Linked DNA regions of Homo sapiens: region 2 is linked to region 1. The links are chromatin loops, found by intact Hi-C in ENCODE. Cell type or tissue: A673. All regions are shown on one strand. Each heading gives the region's core, and the rest is flanking DNA. Links, peaks and the distances in the headings are about the cores only.

What was found. A loop is a pair of places that touch in the nucleus more often than their neighbours do. Peaks named below come from ENCODE experiments on the same cell type or tissue, not always from the same donor. Only the 100,000 strongest peaks of a DNase experiment are listed, where the experiment ranks them.
Region 2: it touches region 1 in a loop (2.8-fold over the local background); 8 of 110 quality-filtered maps call a loop at or near these places.

What each region holds. Positions count from the first base shown.
Region 1 is chr7:148,574,281-148,577,202 of GRCh38, reverse strand. No RefSeq gene overlaps it. Among named protein-coding and RNA genes, the nearest start is that of C7orf33, 15 kb to the left of the region's middle. RefSeq lists an enhancer at 1,272-1,566. In A673, for the core only: a CTCF peak has its summit at 1,420 (motif pointing left); a DNase peak (open chromatin) is centred at 1,422.
Region 2 is chr7:148,791,413-148,794,334 of GRCh38, reverse strand. CUL1 (cullin 1) reads right to left here. Exons shown (of 22, transcript NM_003592.3): 17 at 1,517-1,609. Among named protein-coding and RNA genes, the nearest start is that of EZH2, 91 kb to the left of the region's middle. In A673, for the core only: no CTCF peak of the experiment used is centred there; no DNase peak of the experiment used is centred there; H3K27ac peaks cover 323 bases.

The sequences.
Region 1 (2,922 bases), core at 93-2,592:
ATGGTGACGGGCACCTGTTACCCCAGCTACTCGGGAGGCTGAGGCAGGAGAATTGCTTGAACCTGGGAGGTGGAGGTTGCAGTGAGCTGAGGTCATGCCACTGCACTCCAGACTGGGTGACAAGAGCAAAACTCCATCTCAAAAAAAAAAAAAATAGATAAATAAAATAGAGACAAGGTCTTGCTGTATTGCCCAGGCTGGTAAAAGCACATCTGAGCCCCCAGCTTGAGAGGACACCTCTGGGGTTGGCTTACTGTCCTTTAGGGAACAGTACATACCTTGGAACCAACCATCATCACATGTGCTCTGCCCCTGAGGGGTAGCACATGGACATCTGGGAACCAACGCCTAGAAGTAGGAGTGGCCCTTCTCACTATCACCTTCAGGGACCCACTTGGGAAATGCAGGCTTCCTATACTTGTAACTTTATGTCTGCTGGGTTGTTGAGGGTTTGCAGGGAGGACACTTTCAATAGGGAATACAATACAGTTTCCATAGTACCTAAAGCTGTAGGTGCCAACTGGTGGGGTCATTTGGTCTCCTCCTGGCAGTGGACAGCAGGCAATGAGGAAGTCAGTGCGCTGATAGGTGACAGGTTGTCATGAAGAGACAGGCTTACTGCTACATGATGGGGGCAGAGAGGTGCATGTTTAGAACCCACTAGGGCACCTCGGCTGGGCGCCATGGCTCACGCCTGTAATCCCAGAACTTTGGGAGGCTGAGGTGGGTGGATCACCTGAGGTCAGGAGTTTGAAACTAGCCTGCCCAACATGGTGAAACTCTGTCTTTACTAAAAATACAAAAATTAGCCGTGTATGGTGGTGGGTGCCTGTAGTCCCAGCTGCTCAGGAGGCTGAGGCAGAAGAATCTCTTGAACTCGGGAGGTGGAGGTTGCAGTGAGCCAAGATCGCGCCATTGCACTCCAGTCTGGGTGACAAGAGTGAAACTGCATCTCAGAAAACAAAACAAAAATACAACCCACATGCCACCTCTTAGACTGTTCTGCACTTATAACAGTGAATAGACAATTACAGCAACTACAGTGTGACCAGGGGGTGACAACTAGGGGTGCAGGCTCCTCAGAGATGACCCATCAGACAAATACTGGCCTAGAATGAGGGAAATTTAGAATGGAGAGTAGAGGAGAAAGGTGAAAATCAGTTACAGTCTGAGGACCAACCAGTAGAAACTTGTTCCACTCATCTTTCTCTTCAAAGCTTTTTCTTCTAGAAATTGTGACTAGCCCCTGTCGCAGAGGATTACCTTGACAGGCACAAATGGATCTGGCTGGTACAATGGGTGGGCAGTACTCTACCCATGTCCCCTGTGACCTTGAACCATTTTTGGGCACACTAGTTCCTGAGGGTTTTCTCTCCCAACAGTCAGGAGCCACATCTCTTTGTTGGAGGGCTGCCCTCCAGCGGCCAGAGCTGGAAATGCCTGAGAACGTATATTCCCTTGGGGCCGCCCTTGGCCAATAGTTGATGGCTACTGGGGTATAAATTCTCTGCTCTTTTGCTGCTAATTAGGACAGTTCTCAAGTGTGACCTATGTTGTCTCCAGAGCTCTCTCTGGGATTGAGTTGAAGGTACTCTATATGCGACTTTGACATTGTTACCCTTACTTGGCCTCCTCGCCTTCCTATCCCTAATTCTCCATTCCTTTACCATTTTTTCCTAATAAATTACTTTTACATGAATTATTACCATTATTATTATTATTTTGAGATGGAGTCCGGCTGTGTTGCCCAGGCTGGAGTGCAGTGGTGTGATCTCAGCTCACTGCAATCTCTGCCTTCCAGGTTCAAGTGATTCTCCAATCTCCACCTTCCAGCTTCAAGTGATTCTCCTGCCTCAGTATCCCGAGTAGCTGGGATTACACCAGGCCTGGCTAATTTTTGTATTTTTAATAGAGATGGGGTTTCACCATATTGGCCAGGCTCGTCTCAAACTCCTGACTTCAAGTGATCTGCCTGCCTTGGCCTCCCGAAGTGCTGGGATTATAGGTGTGAGCCACCGCGCCCAGCCCACTTTTACATGAATTCTTGTCTGGACACTTTCAATAGGGAATACAATATGGTTTCCACCATACCTAAAGCTGTCGATGCCAACTGGCCAGGTCATTTGGTCTCCTCCTGGCAGTGGACAGCAGGCAATGAGGGAGCCAGTATGCTGACAGGTGACAGGTTGTCATGAGAAGGCAGGCTTACTGCTACACAACGGGGGTAGATAACTTAAGCTAAGACATTTTCTTAGGTGTTTGAAGTGAGAGAACCAGATGTGTTAATTTTGTAATCAGAGTTTAAGTGTCTAAGGGAATTTAATTTTCTAAGTCATGTTAAACATTTAAAGATGATTTGGTCAGGTAAGAGTTCATCGAAATATTAATAAAGGGACAAAAAGAAGTGGCTGTTCTTTTTCATAAAAAATTAGTTAGGTTTATAAATAAAATAGCCAGATTTAAAAATAGAGCTTCAAGTTTTAAAATAAATTAGGTTTCTAATTCATAGCTAATACAGTTGACTTGAAGAAAATAAATATCTTTAGAAATTGCTTTTCAGGTTGGAGAGTCCTTTTTAAACAGCAGAAGCTCATTATATTTCAAAAAAATAAATATTGAATGAATAAATTCCAGGCTTAACTTTATGCTTATAAGTTTCTGTAGTTATATTCTTCATTGTAAGTGTGAATTATCAAAAATATCCAGCAAGGTATATAAAGTACTCAAGTCAATATCAAAATGTCAAGCCTGAACTAAAAATTAGAAGCACTCAAACCAAAATTGACAAATGGGATCTAATTAAACTAAAGAGCTTCTGCACAGCCAAAGAAACTATCATTAGAGTGAATAGGCAACCTACAGAATGGGAGAAAATGTTTGCAATCTACCCATCTGACAAAGGTCTAATATCCAGAATTTACT
Region 2 (2,922 bases), core at 328-2,827, 220 kb before region 1:
GAGAGAATAGTCCTTGGCCTCAGACTAGGCAATGATTCCTTAAAAATGACACCAAAACCACAAACAATATAAAGAAAAAATAGATAAAATAGGCTTCATCAAAATTAAAAATGTGTGTATATAAGAAAGTAAGAAGACAACCCACAGAATGGGAAAAAACATTTGTAAATTACATATTTGATAAGGATCTAGTATACAGAATATTAAAAGAATTCTTACGACTCAACAACAAAAAGACAAATAACCCAACTGAAAAATGGGCAAAGAATTTGATCAAACATTTCTCCAAAGAAGATATACAAATGGCAATAAACACAAAAAAGATTCTACACATCATTAGTTGTTAGAGAAATGCAAGTCAAAAACTGCAAGATACTACTTCACATCCACTGGGATGGCTATAATTTTTTTTAAAAATGAAAATAACAAATGTTGGTGAGGATATGGAGAAACTGAAAGTTTCATACACTGTTGGTGAGAATATGAAATGGCACAGCCACTATGGAACAGTCTGGCAGTGCCTCAAAAAATTCAGCTATTACATGACTCAGCAATTCTATACCTAGGTATATACCCAGGAAAATTGAAAACATGTATTCACAGCAGCATTGTTCATAATTGGAAACAACTTAAATGTACATCAACTGATGAACAAATAAAATGTGGTCCATCTATACATTGGATTATTCGACCACAAAAAGAAATGAAGTACCAACACATGCTAGAACATGGGCAAACCTTGCAAACAGTATACACTGAGGGAAAGAAGGCAGGCACAGAAAGTCATGTGTTATATGATTCCATTTATATGAAATGTCTGGAGTAGGCAAATTGATAGCAAATTAATGGTTGTCAGGGGCTGGGAGCTAGCGGGCAGTTACTGCTAATGGGTGCAGGTTTCTTTTTGGGGTGATAAAACACTCTGGAATTGGATAATGGTGGTAGTTCTATAAGCTTGTGAATATACTAAAAACCACTTTGTACACTTTAAAATGACTTTTATGTTATGTCAAATTTTATTATCTAAAATATATCTCAATAAAAAATATGGCTAGCAGGAAAAATAATACTAAAGTGGAAATTTAAGCTTAGTAAGAAAAGCCTAACTGGTTAAATGAATGAGAGAAAAGCATGGATGAGGAGTATGTGTGTGTGTGTTACACGTAGTTTTATTTTTAAGAGACAGGGTCTCTGTCACCCACGCTGGAGTACAGTGGCACGATCATAGCTCACTGCAGCCTCGACCTCCCAGGCTCAAGTGATCCTCCCGCCCCAGCCTCCCAAGAAGCTGGGACTACAGGCATGTGCCACCATGCCTGGCTCAACAATGAGTTTTAACATGAAGCTTTTTGTAGTGCGTATTAAAATCCTGGAATAAGGCCATATTCATATTCATGAGGCAAACATCTATTTCAAATTAAAGATGCCCATATCCTCTTCCTTATCTTTCCTAACAATATCCACGAGAACAAGGAAACGGCAAGCTGATAGAACAACGAGCCTGAGATGAGAATACCATTTTAATTTGAGTGCTGTCGGTCAGCTGCTGCACAGTGTAGGCATCTTCCGTGTTGTACTGAAGCAGGATAGCCATCTGGAATGTCGACGCCTTTGCGGCCCCCCATATAAAAGAAAAAGAAGGAAAATTTACATGCATGGAAACACCTCCCAAAATATACAGCCCAAGTTTGAAGAACTTATTTATGAAACAAATTCTTTAAACAAGTACAAAAAAAGCACAGATCTATTTAAAAGGGAATATAAAACGTGGCAATGCCACTACAATGCAACATTTTCCCAAAGTCATTCATTTTCCATGTTTACAAACATTAAAATAATTTGAGGGTTTTTTTTAAAAAACGTATTGTCTATGTGGATACATACTATAGATACGTCCCCACGCATTTATAGAGACAATCACATATACACACACCTGGTATATATGGACATGTTAAGCATCAATCTCCAAATCTGTTTTTGGCACATGAGCTAAGGAATATTATCTTTTGGCACATTATTGATGTAAAACAACACAAATATCAAATTATATTTGGTTTTCTAATCCTAAGTACTTTACTATGAAAGTATGAAAAAAGTAAGTAAAGTATGAAATGGCAAGTGTACTAAATTTCTATTTTTTTTTTTTTTTGAGACAAAGTCTTGCTCTGTCACCCAGGCTGGAGTGCAGTGGCACAATCTCGACTCACTGCAACCTCCGCCTCCCAGGTTCAAGGGATTCTCCTGCCTTGGCCTCCAGAGTAGCTGGGGCTATAGGCGTGCACCACCACACCCAGCTAATTTTTGTATTTTAGTAGAGATGGGGTTTCGCCATGCTGGCCAGGCTGGTCTCGAACTCCTGACCTTGTGATCTGCCTGCCTTGGCCTCCCAAAGTGCTAGGATTACAGGCTGAGCCACTGCACCCGGCCCTAAAGTATCTTCTAAAAGACAGGTAGCACGTGTTGGTTCCTGATTGCTGAGTGTGTGCAAGCGAATGAACACCCCGAGGACGCCTTCCTTCTCTTCTCCCTGTTTTCTTGCATAATCGACAGCAACAAGTAATGACCCATGACTGTCAGTCACTGCTTGCCTCTCGGCAAGACCTTGGTCAATGGAAAGAGAAACAAAAAACGCCACATGCCTGTTTCAGGGCGGCCCACAGACAACACTGCTTCCAGGGCCTTGAACAGAGATACAAGGGAACGAGCGTGTTGCTAATGTTTTCTATTGGGCCCGCTCCGGGCTGCCTTAACACGGCAGACACACCCTAGGCAAAGCCTCCACCGTCAAAAACTGGACACTGAAATTCCAGGTACTGTAGTGGAACACATGGATTCTTCTATGTATATTTGGGGATAAATGAAACAAAATTTCAATTGTATAGTAAGAAACATTCAAGTTGATAAAGACCTCTGGAGCCAGCA